Regions from separate parts of the Homo sapiens genome. Here all the other regions are linked to region 1. Evidence: chromatin contacts called from ENCODE Hi-C or POLR2A ChIA-PET data. All regions are on one chromosome and are shown on one strand. Each heading gives the region's core, a stretch centred on a gene start or an enhancer-like site at or near the end of the contact. The rest is flanking DNA. Distances are from core to core; before and after follow the strand shown. Region 1 overlaps CDH1 (cadherin 1). Region 2 holds the start of SLC7A6 (solute carrier family 7 member 6). Region 3 overlaps SLC7A6 (solute carrier family 7 member 6). Region 4 overlaps UTP4 (UTP4 small subunit processome component). Region 5 overlaps SMPD3 (sphingomyelin phosphodiesterase 3). Region 6 overlaps TANGO6 (transport and golgi organization 6 homolog).

Region 1 (2,708 bases), core at 138-2,637:
GTGCTAGGATTACAGGTCTGAGCCACCATGCCCGGCCAGGCCAGGCATTTTCTAGAGAAGGAATCCTGAGGGCTCATTTTCACATCTCCTTCATTTTTTATTTATTTATCTTTCTCTTTTGACCTGCCACTTTAGGAACATCTCCTTTAAAGGGTATCAGATTCAAACCAGGAAATAATGCTCATTCCAAGCCACTCCCCACCCCTCAGCATGTTGCCCAAGAGGAATATTGCTCCAGCAGAGTTTTCTAAATTTTTTTTTTTTTTTTTTTTGAGACAGAGTCTTGCTCTTGTTGCCCAGGCTAGAGTGCAGTGGCCTGATCTCGGCTCATTGCAACCTCTGCCTCCCGGGTTCAAGCGATTCTCCCACCTCAGCCTCCGGTGTAGCTGGGATTACAGGCATGTGCCACCACACCTGGCTACTTTTTGTATTTTTCGTAGAGACGGGGTTTCACCATGTTGGCCAGGCTGGTCTCCAACTCCTGACCTTAGGTGATAAGCCCTCCTCGGCCTCCCAAAGTGCTGGGATTACAGGCATGAATGAGCCACTGTGCCTAGCCGAGTTTTCTAAAGATTCTTCCTGCAGAGGGATGATATTTTCTAAACAGGCATCATTTAGGGCATATTTTTTTTTTTTTTTTGTGCATGTATACGAGTGTTCCTAGGACCTGGTACTTACTTTGGAATCTCACCTTCAGTACGAGGCTTCCTCCCCAACAAATTCTTCACCACAACTATGTGGGAGTGTTTGAAAAAGGGAACAAGATGACCAACTTGTTGGTGGGGAGAGTTGTGGCTTTCCTATTGGAAAACATCATCCCTTGAATAAGCAGTGAGGCAAACACCTGGGCACTTACTTTATGAACAGGTGGGGTGGGGCCCTGAGTCACCGACATTGAGAGGCCTCTCCTGGTAAGGTTTTTCAATATCAGGTTGAATCAGCGGTGACATCACCCTCTATAGTGACAGGTACTCTAGGTGCCGGCTCTTACTCATAAGTCCCAGGAGATACTAGCCCTAGATCTCGTCTCTGTTAGCTTCGTGCTAAAAGGTTTTGGAGAAATAACAGCTGCTTGGTGACGTTCATGTGGCTGGTTTCATTACCACCTAACTCCCAGGCTTGTAATCATGACTAAATTTTCTGGAGAAAATAGAATTTGTGGTTGTATTTCTTGTAACTTTTGCCTTCTTGTCTCAAGTCTGCATTTAAAAAGAGGCCGGGTGCGGTAGCTCATGCCTGTAATCCAGCACTTCGGGAGGCCAAAGTGGGAGGATTGCTTGAGCCCAGAAGTTGGAGACCAGATTGGGCAACAAAGGGAAACCCTGTCTCTACATACAAAAACAATTACCCAGGCATGGTGGCGTGTGCCTGTGATCCCAGCTTCATGGGAGGCTGAGGCAGGTAGATCCCTTGAGTCCAGGAGGTTAAGGCTGCAGTGAGCTGCGTTTTGCACCACTGCACTCCAGCTTGGGTGACAGAGCGAGACGCTCTCTCAAAAACAAAAAACAAAACAAAACAAAGCCCTCTTCTACTCCTTGAGGTTTTTGGATGTTTCAGAGCTGTATTTTGAGTCTCTGATTTTTGTTTTGTTTTGTTTTGAGACAGAGTCTTGCTCTGTCACCCAGGCTGGAGCGCAGTGTTGGAGTCTCAGCTCACTGCAACCTCCACCTCCCAGGTTCAAGCTATTCTCCTTCCTCAGCCTCCCGAGTAGCTGGGATTATAGGCCAGCGCCACCATGCCCGGCTAATTTTTGTATTTTTAGTAGAGACAGGGTTTCACCATGTTGGCCAGGCTGGTCCTGACCTCAAGTGATCCGCCCACCTTGGCCTCCCAAAGTGCTGGGATTACAGGTGTGAGCCATGGCAACCAGCTGAGTTTTTGATTTTGAAACTTCCTGTAAGTTGTACTTATTTTTCTTTGGGCTTTGTAATTTGGTTATGATTTTTCATTCTTCTTTCTGCTAATCCTCTCACTTCCACCATGGGAGTGTTTAAATACCTGGGAAGCTGTTGAACCTAGGAAACCACATTTTACTTGCCAGATGTGAGGTTTCATTTCTGGTTTTGACAGAGATTTGACTCTTCAGCATTTATTTCTCTTTTAGCCTATGAGCTTCTCTTAGAGAAGATGAACTGGGAGGGTGGAATGCAGCAGGATTGCCTGGATTCCAATCCCAACTGGACCCTTACTTTTCCTGTGATTTTGGGCAAGTTTCTTTCTCTTTCTTTCTTTCTCTCTCTCTTTTTCTTTCTCTCTCTCTCCTTCCTTCCTTCCTTCCTTCCTTTCTTTCTTTCTTTTTTTTGAGACAGGGCCTTTTTCTGTCACCCAGGCTGGAGTGGAGTGGTACAATTTTGGCTCACTGCAACCTCTGCCTCCTGGGCTCAAGTCATCCCCATCCTCCCACCTCAGCCTCCCAAGTAGCTGGGACTACAGGTGCATGCCACCACTCCAGGCTAATCTTTTTTTTTTTTTTTTTTGTATTTTTTGTAGAGACGAGGTTTTGCCATGTTGCCCAGGCTGGTTTTGAACTCCTGAGCTCAAGCCATCTGCCCGCCTCAGCCTCCCAAAGTGCTGGGATTACGGATGTGAGTTGCTGCACTGGCCTGCAAGTTTCTTTCTTTTTTTTCAAATTTTTTTGTGTCCCTCCCCTCTATCCCAACCCCACCCCATTTTGCCTAGGGTAGGCTTCTTTTTATTTCTTTTTTTTT
Region 2 (2,708 bases), core at 155-2,654, 490 kb before region 1:
GCCTCAGCCTCCCAAAGTTGTAGGATTACAGGCGTGAGCCACCAGGCCCGGCTGAGCCGGCATACCTTATATGAAGCTGTGGCAGGGACACGTGGGCTGGGTGCTGACACAAGTGTCCAGAGCTGTCCTTCTGCTCAGCCAGGGAGGCCGGAGGAACTGATCTGGGAGGCAAAGGGTGCAACTCGATTGATCCAAATATATACGTCCACTCACTGACACTTAGGGGAGGGGTTCCAAGCAGAGGGCAGGAGGGCAGCACCAGCGAGGATTCCTCAAGTATTGTCATCCCAGGCCTGCAGAGAGGAGAATGGAAGGGTTTTAGGCAGGGGAGATACAAAGTCATCGCAATCTGTATTCTAGGAGCATCCCCTACTCTGTGGAGATGGGGTAAGGGGAGCAGGATAGGGATTGAGAAGCCGTTGTGGCTGGGGAGAAGAAAACGAGGTATAGGCCGTGGGAGGAGTGGGGAGGAAGGGTCTGAGGTGCTACCCATCTCTGGCTGGGTCCCTGTCACTGGGTGGCAGGGAGCAGGGTCTTGGGTATGGTCTGGAACCAGAGGACGTGTACTTGTGGTCATAAGGCTGGGGGAAAAGATTCCAGGGCCCTGGAGAAAGTCAGTGCTTGAGGTGTGGACAGGAAATTTCGGAGGAGGGCTCAGGCGCCCATGAGGTCAGGAGGCTCTAGACAGAGAGCCCCAGAGCCACCAGAGGAAAAGGAACTCGAGAGAAAGATGGAGGAGCAAACAGAGGGAGGGGAAGGGGGCAGGAGGTGCAGCTCCCCCAAGAGGGGGGGCAGGAGGTGCAGCTCCCCCAAGAGGGGTGGCAGCCCTCTTGGGAAGATGAGGACAGAGCCCCAGGGAGGCCTGGGGTTGGCAAAGGGAGCCTGCAGTTTCTTTGTGGGTGCGGGGGCCTCAAGGGCTACGAGTCTGAGCTGTGCGTGTGTTTGGACAAGTCCCCAGAGTGTGTGTCTTCCTGGGGTTCCTAGACTGCGAGTGGCAGTGGCCCGGCGGCGGAGGCCGTTTGGATCCCTGTGTGAGCTGTAGGGGGCGCCCTGGGCGTCGGGCCCAGGTCAAGTGCGAGATAGGAACGGGGTGCGGGGGCCGATGAGAGCTCCCCGCGGGAATGTCCGCTGTGGACGCCCTCGGAGGCCCCATCTAACTCCAGGGCGGCGAGCGTGGCCGGGCCCAGTTCACGGGCTGCTCGAGCCCTGACGAGGCAGCTGGGGGCTGTCTGGCGTCCACGCTCACGTTCTGGGCCGGCGGACCCCGTACCGGCCAGGCCGTGGCGGCCACGGGGGCCCGGAAGCGCCGCCGCCAGCTGGCCCCGCACGGAACTGTGTCCCGACGCGGCGCGCGCTGTCGCGATCCGGCGGCGGGTGACGTGGCGGGGCGGGGCCTGAGCTGCCGCGGCGGCGGCGGCGCGACCGAGCATCCTGGCGGCGCCGGGCCACTGGGAGGTAACGGGCTGGGCCATGGGCGGGCGCGCCGGGAGCGGGGCCGGGGCTGGGCCGCGTTCTGTGGGAGCCGAACCCTGTGGGTCTTCGCTGCCGCCGTCGGGAGCGGGATGCGGCCCAGAAACAGCGCGGGGCTGGCCGATCGGGGCCGCGCGAGAGGCGCTGCGGGTGAGGGGGGGCGCCACGAGGAGAGAGGGACCTCGAGCGTGAGGGCCGAGTGTGGGAGAAACGCTGTATGGGTGCGAGCCCCGGAGGCTGATGGTGACCGCGAGGGAGCCAGTCTTGGGGTGTGCTGGCGACGCGGCGAGTGTGAGGGAGACCGGGGGTGTGTGTGGAGAGGGAAACCCCAGGTGCGAGGGTGACCGGGACGCTGAGTGCGCGGGCCGCGCCGCGAGCGTGAGACTGTGCGACGGTGACCCTGAGTGGGGCTGTGACTGCGCCTCCGACTGCAGGACGGAGAACCTGTGCTGTGTGGCGGCCGCGGTGGGGCAAAGAAAGACGCGGGCTCAGGACCTCAGGAGCCAGGCTTCCTGGGGCTGTCGCAAGAATGACGATTATCATTTTAAAATCAGTCCTTTTACTTTAGAGAATGCCGCAAGGTTTTGTGGCGTGCTGGAGCCTGGAGCGTTGGGCTGCTGGCGCTGGGGAACCCGCGTGCCCCTGGTGATTATGGCTCTTTTGAGCGTCCCTATAGCCTGTCATCTTGTGTGACTATCTCTCCTGAATGTGGGGAGATAGACGTGAAACATTCTGAAAATTCTTTGCTGGGCTCTAAGCAAACATGTTGTGTAATGGTCAGTATAAATAGGAATCAGGGTGTCGGCGAACACGTTTTTGAGTACCTCTTGTATGCCCTGGGCTTGGTGACACAGTTAAAAAGAATTCAGTCTCTGCCCTTGATAGGGGAAAAAGCCAGGGCAGCTCATCTCGCAGGGCGGCTGTTCAGTGCCCAGCCATCCGGGGCTTGTCTCTCAGAACTGCTCCCAGATTTCAGATCTGGGAGGAGCAGACTTGAAAGGCTGTGAGTACTTCCTTATATCAGTTCCACCTCTTTTTGGTGGCGGTGAGGCCTTTTGGGGACCTGCCCAGGCTGCCTGCATTACTCAGGTCCCATGTGTGCTGCGCAGACGGCTTTTGCTTCCCAACTTTGATCTCAGATCGTTATTCAAGTCGTTACACTGGAGTTTATTTTCCTGGCAAGTGTGTGGAAAACCACCAGCCTGATTTTCTCCTCTCTTCCTCTCCTTGTCCTCCTT
Region 3 (2,708 bases), core at 72-2,571, 470 kb before region 1:
TCGAGTGGGTGCGCTTCTCCATGGACTTCATTGAGAATTGGGAGGTATGGGTAGGAATGAGGGTGGAAGCGATCAGTGGGCTTGGGAATGTGAACTTAGAAATGGTAGTTAGCTTCTCTCACCTCAGTTTCCTCATCCATAAAATGGGAATAGGAATATCTGTATTTTGGAGTCGTGAGAATTGATGGAGAGGTGTATGTGAAATTGTCAGGCATATAACAGACTTTTCTTTTTCTCCTTTTTTTTTTTTTTTTGAGACGAGGTCTTACTCTGTCATCAGGCTGGAGTGCACGGCTCACTGCTGCCTCAACCTCCTAGGCTCAAGCGACCCTCCCTCCTCAGCCTCCTGAGTAGCTGGGACTACAGGTGTGCACCACCACGCCCAGCTAATTTTTGTATTTTTTGTAGGGACAGGGTTTCTCCATGTTGCCCAGGCTGGTCTCTAACTCCTGGGCTCACATGATCCATCTGCCTCAGTTTCCCAAAGTGCTGGGATTACAGGTGTGAGCCACTGCACCTGGCCTCATTTTTACACTTAATGCAAAACACTGTCTCTCTAATTTCTTAGGTAACCTGCCATCTGCATTCAAATTTACCTCACTTACTGATGAGTTTCTTTTGGCCATGAAGAGGTCTTGTGTCTCCTGTGGTTTGGAACCTTGGGAGTCTGGGTGGGAAAGAGTAGGTGAAATCACCCATCCCTGGGCCTGGGGGGAATTCCCAGAAATGGTGCTAGCCATCAGGATGTATAAGTATGTGTTCACGCATGCCTTCATATCCTTGAGCACCAGTAGTGATGGAAGTGCCTGTGTGCTGTCAGCTGGGGCGGGTGCAGGGTGTCCCCTCGCTTGCCAGTTCGCCTTGTTCTGACTGGTCCATTGGCCCCTTTGCCTTAGGCAGGAAGGGCAGAAAGAGTGCTCTCTGTAAAGAGGGGTTGGGCCCCTGTGCCCTCAACTCAAGCCTGCCAGTGACTTTGTGGTTTTCCTCCTAGGTCTGCTGACATTTGTGAACTGTGCCTATGTCAAGTGGGGCACACGTGTGCAGGACACGTTCACTTACGCCAAGGTCGTAGCGCTCATTGCCATCATTGTCATGGGCCTTGTTAAACTGTGCCAGGGTAAGTGGTGGGAAGGGGGGTACCACCAACAGTTCCTCTGGATTCCCTGAGGAGAACATGGCGACTCTGTTAGCTTCACTGCTCGGCTGTTTCTATGTACATGCTAGCATGTGTCAGTGAGTGCAAGAGATGGGAGTAGATTTCTTTCTGGGCTTTTTGGGCCAGGCTGGCTTGGCCAAGTGGACATGAGTCAGCCTGTCCCTCAGGGCTGGTTTCCTTTGGTGGAGGCTGGGAGCATTGCAGGAAGCCAGCCAAGGGCCTAGGAGCTCCTGAAGCTTGGGTCATGATTGGGTCATAAAAGTAATCTGTGGGGATAGAGTGGCTCCTGTTTGTGGTCTGTGACTGCCAAGCTACAAGTAGGAAGACTGGGCCCTCCTTGAGACAGGTGGCAGGGTATATGGAGCTGGAAGTGGGGTATGGAAATGGGTGGTTATTTTGCAGCCTTTACTTTTCATCTGGACTTGTATTCAGCAATCCCTCCCCAAGTCAGCTCTCAGAAAAATATTAAAATATTGTGAAATTGGCAGTGTCTTTCCTAAATGTTGGCTTTAGAAAGCTTTTCATTCCTGGATCAGAGAGGACTGGCAGTGAGGGTAACAGGCCTACCAAGATCTCATGAGCCCTAGAGAGGTCTTGAGGTGTCTTTAGCCACAGATATCTCAATCATTTCACAGCCCAGTTCTCTAGGTCATCAGTCCCTAAATGTGGCTGTGTACAGTCACCCGGGGAGCTGAGACCCTAATCTCAAATCTGTTGGATCACATTCTGGTTGGTGTGGAGTCTAAAAAGCTGTGCTTTTAAGAATTGCCCTTGGCCCGGCACGGTGGCTCACGCCTGTAATCCTAACACTTTGGGAGGCTGAGGTGGGCGAATCAGCAGGTCAGGAATTCGAGACCAGCCTGACCAACATAGAGAAACCCTGTCTCTACTAAAAATACAAAAATTGGCTGGGCATGGTGGTGCGCGCCTGTAATCCCAGCTACTTAGGAGGCTGAGGCAGGAGAATGGCTTGAAAACAGGAGGCGGAAGTTGCAGTAAGCCGAGATTGTGCCACTGCCCTCCATCCAGCCTAGGTGACAGAGCAAGATTCCATCTCAAAAAAAAAAAAAAAAAAAGAATTGCCCTTGTTGGGCTGGGCGCGGTGGCTCATGCCTGTAATCTCAGCACTCTGGGAGGCCGGGAGGCTGAGGCAGATGGATCACCTGAGGTCAGGAGTTTGAGACCAGCCTGGCCAACATGGAGAAACCCTGTCTCTACTAAAAATACAAAAAATTAGCCGGGGGTGGTGGTGGGTGCCTCTAATCCCAGCTACTCGGGAGGCTGAGGCAGGAGAATCGCCTTAAACTGGGAGGCAGAGGTTGCAGTGAGCCAAGATCTTGCCATTGCACTCCAGCCTGGGCAACAAGAACGAAACTCTGTCTCAAAAAACAGAAAAAGAAAAAGAAAAAAAGAATTGCCCTTGTTGATTCTTAGACTGCTGGTCTAGCCTGTGTACTTATATCAAGTTAGTAGAGCTAGCCATGTGGATGTCCCTGGAGGCTCAGGAGCATCCTGGGGTCAAATTGGGTTTTGAGTAATCCTCCCCTGAAGA
Region 4 (2,708 bases), core at 130-2,629, 410 kb after region 1:
TCTCTATGTCATGTCCTCCCTCAGGTATTTGAGTACAGCATCCCAGACAAACAGTATACAGATTGGAGCCGGACTGTCCAGAAGCAGGGCTTTCACCACCTTTGGCTCCAAAGGGATACTCCTATCACACACATCAGTTTTCATCCCAAGAGACCGATGCACATCCTTCTCCATGATGCCTACATGTTCTGCATCATTGACAAGTCATTGGTGAGTTCTTCACTGCTACCTCCCAAATCTTCTTCTGAATCTTAAAGTTCTAAAAGCAACAAGTACAATAAGGTAAGAGGACAGAGACTCAGAATAAAGGTAGCTAGTAAATCAGAATACAGGTAGCTAGTACATTTCTTGGAGGAGAGGGGCTTTTGTTTTACAGATTCCCTGGTTTGTGTTCCCACAGTTCTTCGGGAGGCTCTCGGGGAAGGGGCTGGCCTTTGTATACTGGCTTTTGCTGATTTGACTATTTGTCTACTTTGCGAGTAAGCACATAAATCTTACACAGAAAAGTGATTAGGCCAGTATTCGGAAGGTGACCCTCATCCGGAAGTATCATTGATTTGGCTAACTTGCTTTCAACTTTGAACTCTGGGGTATCTGAATAACCTGGTTTCATTAAAGGAGGTACAGGCTGAGGTTTTGACCTCTGTGCCCCTTCGCTAAAGCTACTAAAACGCTGTCTGCAGGCTTGAGGAACTGGTCTTAACATCTTCGAAAAACCCAGCTAGGAAAATTCTTCATGGCTGTGATTTACATGGGATACGAGCATTTTCTTCAGTTTTAGATTCTGTCCTCTTTGCCAGCTGCTGTTTTGATTCACCCTGAATTTGTATGGCTTTTCTGGGCAGGTGCTTTGTTTCCTAGGAGCATTGTGGCCATGCCTGTCCTGCACTTTGGGCTTAGATTACAACCATCACACGGTGTTTTGGTGTGTTTGTGAAGGTGGGGGTGGAAGGAACATGGGGGAAAGCAGCAGATGGCTCTAAAGGAGGTGTGCACGGGGATGTGTCACTGGAATCATCTCGTGGGCCCTGCGACCTCTGGGTGTGGGAAGCAGAGCTGGCTGACAAGTGCCTTCTGCAAGATGAGTGATACAGGAAGGGCCCCTCCCACTCTCTTGCCTCTTTGTAATTGAGCCCAGATCATTTTTTCCAAAGCATTGGCTTTAAGTTCATCGCTTCCTTACAGTAGGCATAGCTATTTCCCAGGAAGTCAGAGACAAAATATCATTTCTTTGGCCAGAGGCCACCTCGAGGTGTCAGTGACATCAGCACAGGTGGTTTGTGTTGAGGTTTCGCCTGGGGAGAACTCCAGTCACTTGTCCAGTCTGTGATCTGGTTGGGGGAGAGTCTAGAAAGCACAGACCCTGTGTGGGCTGAGCTCCTGCACTTGCCAGTTTGTTCCATTCTGACAAAGTGATACTGATGAGACAGGCCAGAAGCCGCAGAAGGGCCCTTTGATCTTGCTGCATGGAGTTAACAAGCTCTCTTTGCCTCATACACCCACCCTCTACAGTGTGGCTGCAAGAGTAGCTTCAGCTCTTTCTCCCTCTCTCTCCTTTTCTTCTTTTTTTCCCCCCTAGTTTTTCTGAATAGAGGTATTATGGCTACAGCTGTTTTCCCGAATTAACGAATGTCAGGGAGGTACTGAATATATATGATGGTTAGAAGATGATGTTGGGCTCAAAATGCACTACAGATCTTTGGTCTGCAGAAGCCCAATAAAAGTAACCATTTAAACAATGTGTCTTTGTTTTTTTAGCCCCTTCCAAATGACAAAACCTTACTCTACAATCCATTTCCTCCCACGAATGAATCAGATGTCATCCGGAGGCGCACAGCTCATGCTTTTAAAATTTCTAAGATATATAAGGTAAAACATCTTGTGTTGTTATTCTGGATAGTTGGTTCCTTTGTGATACCAAAATGTAATAAACTCCACAATCGGAAGATAAGAGCACCTTCAGTTTCCATGCAGAGAACCTGGCTTGTGGGAGACAAGTCACCTTTTTGAGGCTGGCTGTCCCTTGTATATGTTTTATTGTTCTTGCCTTAGTAGGTTAGAGGCAGGCACATCATACTTAACCAAAATGAAATGCGTAAGTAGTGAGAAATGTTGGCGCTGAGGGTAGAGTCTTTGTTGTCATGAGAGCTGGCTTTAAATTTTACTTGTTGGAGTGTTCCATAGGATAAATGTCAAGCAGGCTGGGCTTGGTAGCTCATACCTGTAATCCCAGCACTTTGGGAGGCCAAGGCAGGTGGATCTCCTCAGCCCAGGAATTCAAAACCAGCCTGGGCACCATGGTGAAACCCCATCACTATTAACAAAAAAAAAAAAAGGAGAGTTCTGTAAATTACTGATTACTCAAATGACTCAAATGTGATTAGCTTCTTGATGCATTTGTAGCTTGCCAGTTGTCAGTTGCCTTAGGCTGGGTATGGTGATTCACGCCTGTAATCTCAGTACTTTAGGAGGTTGAGGCTGGAGTTCAAGACCAGTCTGGGCAACATAGTGAGACCCTGTCTCTACAAAAAAAAAAAAAATATAAAAATTAGCTAGGTGTGGTGGAGCATGCCTGTAGTCCCAGCTGCTCAAGAGGCTGAGATGGGAGGATAGCTTGTGCTCAGGAGTTCAAGGCTGCGGTGAGTATGATTGCACCACTGCACTCCAGGCTGGGTAACATCGAGATTCTGTCTGAGAAAAAAAAGAAC
Region 5 (2,708 bases), core at 97-2,596, 390 kb before region 1:
GTTCAGACTTCCTGAGGCAGTGGAGGGCATAAGAGGAGTCACACCTGGCCTCAGACGAGGAGGGTGGCTGAAACCACAGCAGGGCTGATGCAGAGGAGGGGGCCTGGGCCAAGGGAGCTGGAGATGTGGGGTGCACCCAGGGCCATCTGGAAAGTGAGCTAGGGGCCTGGAATGGATGGGTCGGGCACAGGACAGAGCAGCCAAGGTGGTCCTTCTGGCTTCAGGATGGCAGAACACAGAAGAGGAGCAGCCCGGGGCAGAGGCTGAGTCTGGTTTGCGAGTGAATGGGGATGTGTCCTGGAGGCAGCCAGATGTAGGGCTGGGGGGAGAGGTCTGGGCCAGGACAAAGCAGAGGGGCCTCAGAAAGGGCAGAAATGGAAGCTGCAGAGTCTCACTCCCAGGCAGGTGTCATGATGGTTGCTGGGAAACCCCACTGCGGGGCAGCCAACCACGGCTCCAGCTCACTGCAGCCGCGTGGGGTACGGAATGTGGCAGGCCTGGGGCTGCTGAGAGAACCTGCAAACCGGGTTTTCTGTGAAATATCTTGATTTTAACATATTGGTCAAGGCTGGGTATGGTGGCTCACGCCTGTAATTCCAGCACTTTGGGAGGCCGAGGTGGGCAGATCACCTGAGGTCGGGAGTTTGAGATCACCCTGACCAACACGGTGAAACTCCGTCTCTACTAAAAATAAAAAATTAGCCAGGCGTGGTGGTGCATGTCTGTAATCCCAGCTACTTGGGAGGCCATGGCAGGAGAATTGCTTGAACCCGGGAGGCAGAGGTTGTGGTGAGCCGAGATCGTGCCACTGCACTCCAGCCTGGACAACAAGAGTGAAACTCCGTCTCAAAAAAAAAAAAAAAAAATTGGTCAATACAAAAAATTTTTGAATGTCATAGATCAGGTTACAGTTTGAGACCCAGGAGGTAGAGGAAGATGAAAAGAACTTTCAGGACAGAACCTGGGAGGAGGGGCTGTCCCAGGCAGACACTGTTGAGCTCAGTGGGAACAGTGAGGGTGCCCCACAGAGGAGGGAGGTGGGGACAGGATGTGTGGATTGATCTGTGCAGAAGTGGGCTGGGGTAGGGGGCGGGGGAGGGCCCGGCCTCTGAGCCACCTGTAGTAGGGTGGGAGTGAGGGGTGGGAGTAAGGGGCACATCCTCCCACCCTGGACCTGGCAACACATCCCCTTCCTCCCCAGAAAGTCACTCTAGCTGTCGAGACAAAAATATATCCAGGGAACAGAACACCAACGGACCATATGCCAAAATGGGAAGGTTGGATCTATCTGTCAGGAGTTGCTTCAATTTCAGCATCCCTTGCTGTGAATGAAGAGCAGAGGACCCAAACTCTGGGCCTGGCAGAGCCACACAAGAGCCATGGACGAACCAGAAGTGGGGGCCAGGGCCCTTGCTGCCTGCCCTGGCTCCCATAGGGCTTGAAGACAAGCTCTGCCACTCATGGCAGGCGCCAGGTTGCGCACCAGTGTTTCCCTGGGCAGGCGGAGTGTGGTTGCTTCTGAAGGCGAACTGGGAAGTGAGGAAACCTGCCCTAGGCAGGCCTCTGAACCGCAGCCCTCCCTGCAAAGCCACCACTTTTTCATGTCTCACCCTAAAGGGACAGAACCCACATCTGAAACAGCTGCTGCCTCTCAGGGCAGAAAGCCCTGTGCTGCATCCACTGGCCAAATGACACTTCAGAAAACCGTGGAAGCACCATGAGCGGCTTTTGGATAGAGAACAAAAGTCGACACTCTGAGCATCTCAGGCGCAGTAGAAGATAATGTGTAATGACCAAATTACCACAGCCTAAAAACTCCTCCAATCGAATCCAAATTAGCAGAAATAATTATGATTCACTTTAATTAGTGACTATGGAAGCGAAACCATGGCTGGTGGGCAGACAGCCTGGCAGGGCAGCTGCACGACAGCCAGGAGGGAGGGGTGTCCAGGCCAGGGAAGCTAGTGGCCTCAGTGAGCCAGGCGGTGTCACGGCCTGGAGACCTGAGGGTCCCGTCTGCTTGCCTGATGCGCTTGGTCTGGGCTGGTCTCTCTGCCTCGTTATGAACCGACAGGGCCCCTACCTCCTGTTCTTCCTCACTTTATCACTGCCACCATCTCCACGGCTACCACCGCCACTCTTGCGCCAGCTCGGAACCCTTCCCAGGCCTTACTGCTCTGTTCCACTCCCACCCTCTCTCCACTTTACAGTTGGGGAAATGGTGGCTCAGAGATCTGAGGAACGGGCCCAGATCACCCAGATGGGTCTGTCTGAGCCCAGAGCCTCGGTGCTCATCCCTGCATTGGTCTTGACCCTGTCCCCGAGCCAGGGCCCTGCTGTTTGGCTCCAGGAAAGACCGCGTCTGCCTCCCACTCCAACCTCCCACTCCAGCCCCCATGACGATGAGGACTCCCCGCTGCAGCCCCCCTGCCTACATGGCTCTAGGACCAGCTGGCACGTGGTCCTCAGGCTGGGCCGAGGTCTCCTACCTTGAGAAACAGAGCTCCCTTAGAGGCCAGGGCATCGTCGTTACACTTGTTGGGGTAACAGTGATAGGCCACGTCCATGATGGGGTAGCGGCTGGCAAAGAGGAGGCCGCTGTTGAGACACTTGAAGCTGCAGCAGCCCTGGCAGCCGTAGACCCCGACGTCGTACAGGATGTACTCGAAGTAGCCGTGCAGCTGCTCTTTCAATTTGGTGGCTGCTCG
Region 6 (2,708 bases), core at 57-2,556, 300 kb after region 1:
TGCAGCAAAAAAAAAAAAACCCACAATTTCCTAAATTCATTTACCAAGAACCCTTTTTTCATCATAAGCAGGCCAAGTTCCTTGAAAGATACTTTGGGAAATAATGCAACCGTCTTATTTTATGAATTAGGTAACTAAAGCTCATGAAGAGACAATAGTTTATAATTTTCCAAAGTTAATGCCAGGAAGAATTAGCACTCATTAGCAATGCAAGTTACCAGTTACAGTAACCCCGAGTATCTGGGGTTACAGGCGCCTGCCACCACGCCCAACTAATTTTTTTGTATTTTTTGTAGAGACGGGGTTTCACCGTGTTAGCCAGGATGGTCTCGATCTCCTGACCTCTTGATCCGCCTGCCCAGGCCTCCCAAAGTGCTGGGATTACAGGCATGAGCCACCAAGCCCAGCCTTGAATGGCCTGATTTTCTTTTTTTTTTTTTTTTTTTTTTTTTTTTTGAGATGGAGTCTTGCTCTGTTGCCCAGGCTGGAGTGCAGAGGCATGATCTGGCTCACTGCAAGCTCATGGGTTCACGTCCCAGGTTCACGTCATTCTCCTGCCTCAGCCTCCCGATTAGCTGGAACTACAAGTTCCCGTGAATGGCCTGATTTTCAAAAATGGTAAATTGCTCTTTGTAAAATCCCAAAGAAATAAAAATACTCTCTCAGTTTATATGGTAGTTGTGTTTCTGAAAAATAGAGTATAAATTAAAACTACACAAAACACTTTTATTTAGGCATTTACTACATGACAGCACTTATATCTGTGTGCTTTACATTAATTAATTCACCAGATCCTTATAGTAACCCCATTTCAGTATGATTACTATCACTCTTTTTTCTTTTATTTACGGCCAGCTTCCTAAGCCAAATAGGCTCACAGAATTCTGCTATCCCTATTTTAAACATGAGGAGACTAAGACGAAGAAGCTAAGTAACTTGTTCAACAACTATTAAATGGCAGGCCAATAGATGAACCCAGGCAGTGCAGCTCCAGAGCTCACACACCATTTTCTATGTCCCTGTCACCTGAAGAACTCCAATTCTGAGTCACCTGGGCATTCCCTACACAGATCATGGCCAACAGAAGGCTGCTTCCAATCCCAGAAACCATGAAATCCAAAAGGAAAAGAGGCCAGACCACATCCCTTTGGCGTATTTACTGCTAGCCCAGGAGAATGATGAGACAGTGATGGGAAAGTGTTCAGGCACCCGGGTTTCCTGACCTCCCGGGACCTGCCAACAGGAGCTCTGTAAGAGAGCAAAAGCAGGAAACAACCTTGGCTTCTTTCTTTACCCTTCCTCATGCTCCCCTACCTCTTGCCAAAAGCACAGTCCAACCACAGACTACGCGATTCAGCAACTTCCCACAATGTACACAGAACTGAAAAAAGCATGGGGTAGAGAAAAACTGAAAGAGACCAGACACCTTCAGGGCTGCCAAGCTGGGGAGTCAGTCCTGGGACTTTTCCTCCTTGTCTACAACCTGATTCGGGGATTATTTCTTCCCAGAGAGTGATTATTCTGATAATCAGATGGGCCTACAGGTTGCAAAACCCATTTATCTTTGCTCCATCCTCTGAAAGGGAGGAGTTCTGACTAAGTGTACCCTCCTTGGGGTGACGCGAAATGACAGCCTGGATTGATGCTCTGGGGTTTGTTCCAGCTCATTGCTCATCACCCCATGGATTGTTTGCTCATAGCAAATCTGCGCCAAATAAATTCCATGTCCTCCAAGGTTTGATACTTAATAGTAATATAACTAATCCTGTTTAAGGGTTTATTGTATGCCAGGCAGAGTGCTAAATTCTTTACATTATTATCTCACTGAGTCCCCCTAACAACCTTGTGAGAGACATATGCTTATTAACTCTATTTACAGATAAGAAAATTCAGGTCCAGAAGGTTTACATTCGGATGCCACACAGCCAGTAAGCAGGAGAACTGAATGCAAACCCAGGCTATCTTATTGCCAGCTTGGCTGTTCTGAAGGAACTAATTAGAACTGGCTTGAGATCATACTTGAGGAAGAGGTGAAGTATTACAAGTGTATTAGGACAAACCTGGGTTCCTGAGACTTCTGCTTCCTTAACCATTGGACTTTTCTCTTTTTTTTGAGACGGAGTCTCGCTCTGTCACCCAGGCTGGAGTGCAGTGGCGCAATCTCGGCTCACTGCAAGCTCTGCTTCCCGTGTTCACACCATTCTCCTGCCTTAGCCTCTCGAGTAGCTGGGACTACAGGCGCCCGCCACCACACCTGGCTAATTTTTTTGTATTTTTAGTAGAGATAGGGTTTCACCGTGTTAGCCAGAATGGTCTTTAACCACTGGACTTTTCTACTCTTTTTTTTTTTTTTTGAGACATAGTTTTGCTCTTGTCACCCAGGCTGGAATACAATGCTGCGATCTCGGCTCACTGCAACCTCTGCCTCCCAGGTCTAAGTGATTCTCCTTCCTCAGCCTCCTAAGTAGCTGGGATTACAGGCACCCATTACCATGCCCAGCTAATTTCTTTTTTTTTTTTTTGAGACGGAGTCTTGCTCTGTTGCCCAGGCTGGAGTGCATTGGCGCTATCATGGCTCACTACAACCTCTGCCTCCCGGGTTCAAGCAATTATCCCACCTCAGCCTCCCAATTATCTGGGAAGTGTACGCCACCACGCCTGGCTAATTTTTTGTATTTTTAGTAGAGATGGGGGTCTCACCATATTGG

What was found. A loop is a pair of places that touch in the nucleus more often than their neighbours do. ChIA-PET counts read pairs that join two places held with the same protein, here RNA polymerase II (POLR2A). Pooled maps may share reads with other maps.
Region 2: a pooled map shows a loop between it and region 1 (15-fold over the local background). The contact joins the promoter of SLC7A6 here to the enhancer-like site in region 1. A Hi-C loop is called at or near these places in 6 of 50 pooled maps. POLR2A ChIA-PET finds 5 or more read pairs at or near these places in 4 of 52 experiments (Caco-2, GM12878, PC-9 and 1 more).
Region 3: a map with no recorded cell type shows a loop between it and region 1 (10-fold over the local background). The contact joins two enhancer-like sites. A Hi-C loop is called at or near these places in 5 of 37 single-sample maps with no recorded cell type and 7 of 50 pooled maps.
Region 4: a loop to region 1 is called in a pooled map, with 23 times the contacts of the local background. The contact joins two enhancer-like sites. A Hi-C loop is called at or near these places in 7 of 50 pooled maps. POLR2A ChIA-PET finds 5 or more read pairs at or near these places in 4 of 52 experiments (WTC11, activated CD4-positive, alpha-beta T cell and activated T-cell).
Region 5: a loop to region 1 is called in a map with no recorded cell type, with 19 times the contacts of the local background. The contact joins two enhancer-like sites. A Hi-C loop is called at or near these places in 7 of 37 single-sample maps with no recorded cell type and 5 of 50 pooled maps. POLR2A ChIA-PET finds 5 or more read pairs at or near these places in 1 of 52 experiments (GM12878).
Region 6: a loop to region 1 is called in a pooled map, with 2.7 times the contacts of the local background. The contact joins two enhancer-like sites. A Hi-C loop is called at or near these places in 1 of 168 maps with a recorded cell type or tissue (vagina) and 2 of 50 pooled maps. POLR2A ChIA-PET finds 5 or more read pairs at or near these places in 1 of 52 experiments (A673).

The regions. Positions count from the first base shown.
Region 1 is chr16:68,755,509-68,758,216 of GRCh38, forward strand. All of the region lies in intron 2 of CDH1 (cadherin 1), which reads left to right. Among named protein-coding and RNA genes, the nearest start is that of CDH1, 20 kb to the left of the region's middle. RefSeq lists enhancers at 1,019-1,163, 1,157-1,256, 1,748-1,892, 1,937-1,986 and cis regulatory regions at 1,091, 1,820. Within about 2 kb of position 1,388, at least 16 of the 41 ENCODE cell types and tissues checked have a DNase peak (open chromatin) inside an H3K27ac peak, as active enhancers do; they include GM12878 and PC-9, where a contact is called at or near this core.
Region 2 is chr16:68,263,122-68,265,829 of GRCh38, forward strand. It overlaps SLC7A6 (solute carrier family 7 member 6), which reads left to right and starts at 1,405. Exons shown (of 11, transcript NM_003983.6): 1 at 1,405-1,455. It overlaps LOC124903704 (a long non-coding RNA gene), which reads right to left and starts at 1,336. Exons shown (of 3, transcript XR_007065096.1): 1 at 1,247-1,336; 2 at 66-293. RefSeq lists a silencer at 1,291-1,570 and an enhancer at 1,943-2,708.
Region 3 is chr16:68,286,755-68,289,462 of GRCh38, forward strand. SLC7A6 (solute carrier family 7 member 6) reads left to right here. Exons shown (of 11, transcript NM_003983.6): 4 at 992-1,117. Among named protein-coding and RNA genes, the nearest start is that of SLC7A6OS, 23 kb to the right of the region's middle. RefSeq lists an enhancer at 2,689-2,708. Within about 2 kb of position 1,322, at least 22 of the 41 ENCODE cell types and tissues checked have a DNase peak (open chromatin) inside an H3K27ac peak, as active enhancers do.
Region 4 is chr16:69,165,317-69,168,024 of GRCh38, forward strand. UTP4 (UTP4 small subunit processome component) reads left to right here. Exons shown (of 17, transcript NM_032830.3): 15 at 25-210; 16 at 1,759-1,869. Among named protein-coding and RNA genes, the nearest start is that of SNTB2, 20 kb to the right of the region's middle. Within about 2 kb of position 1,380, at least 7 of the 41 ENCODE cell types and tissues checked have a DNase peak (open chromatin) inside an H3K27ac peak, as active enhancers do.
Region 5 is chr16:68,368,370-68,371,077 of GRCh38, forward strand. SMPD3 (sphingomyelin phosphodiesterase 3) reads right to left here. Exons shown (of 9, transcript NM_018667.4): 3 at 2,490-2,708. Among named protein-coding and RNA genes, the nearest start is that of PRMT7, 59 kb to the left of the region's middle. RefSeq lists enhancers at 153-352, 1,317-1,506. Within about 2 kb of position 1,347, at least 2 of the 41 ENCODE cell types and tissues checked have a DNase peak (open chromatin) inside an H3K27ac peak, as active enhancers do.
Region 6 is chr16:69,056,571-69,059,278 of GRCh38, forward strand. All of the region lies in intron 17 of TANGO6 (transport and golgi organization 6 homolog), which reads left to right. Among named protein-coding and RNA genes, the nearest start is that of HAS3, 48 kb to the right of the region's middle. RefSeq lists an enhancer at 1,150-1,369. Within about 2 kb of position 1,307, at least 9 of the 41 ENCODE cell types and tissues checked have a DNase peak (open chromatin) inside an H3K27ac peak, as active enhancers do.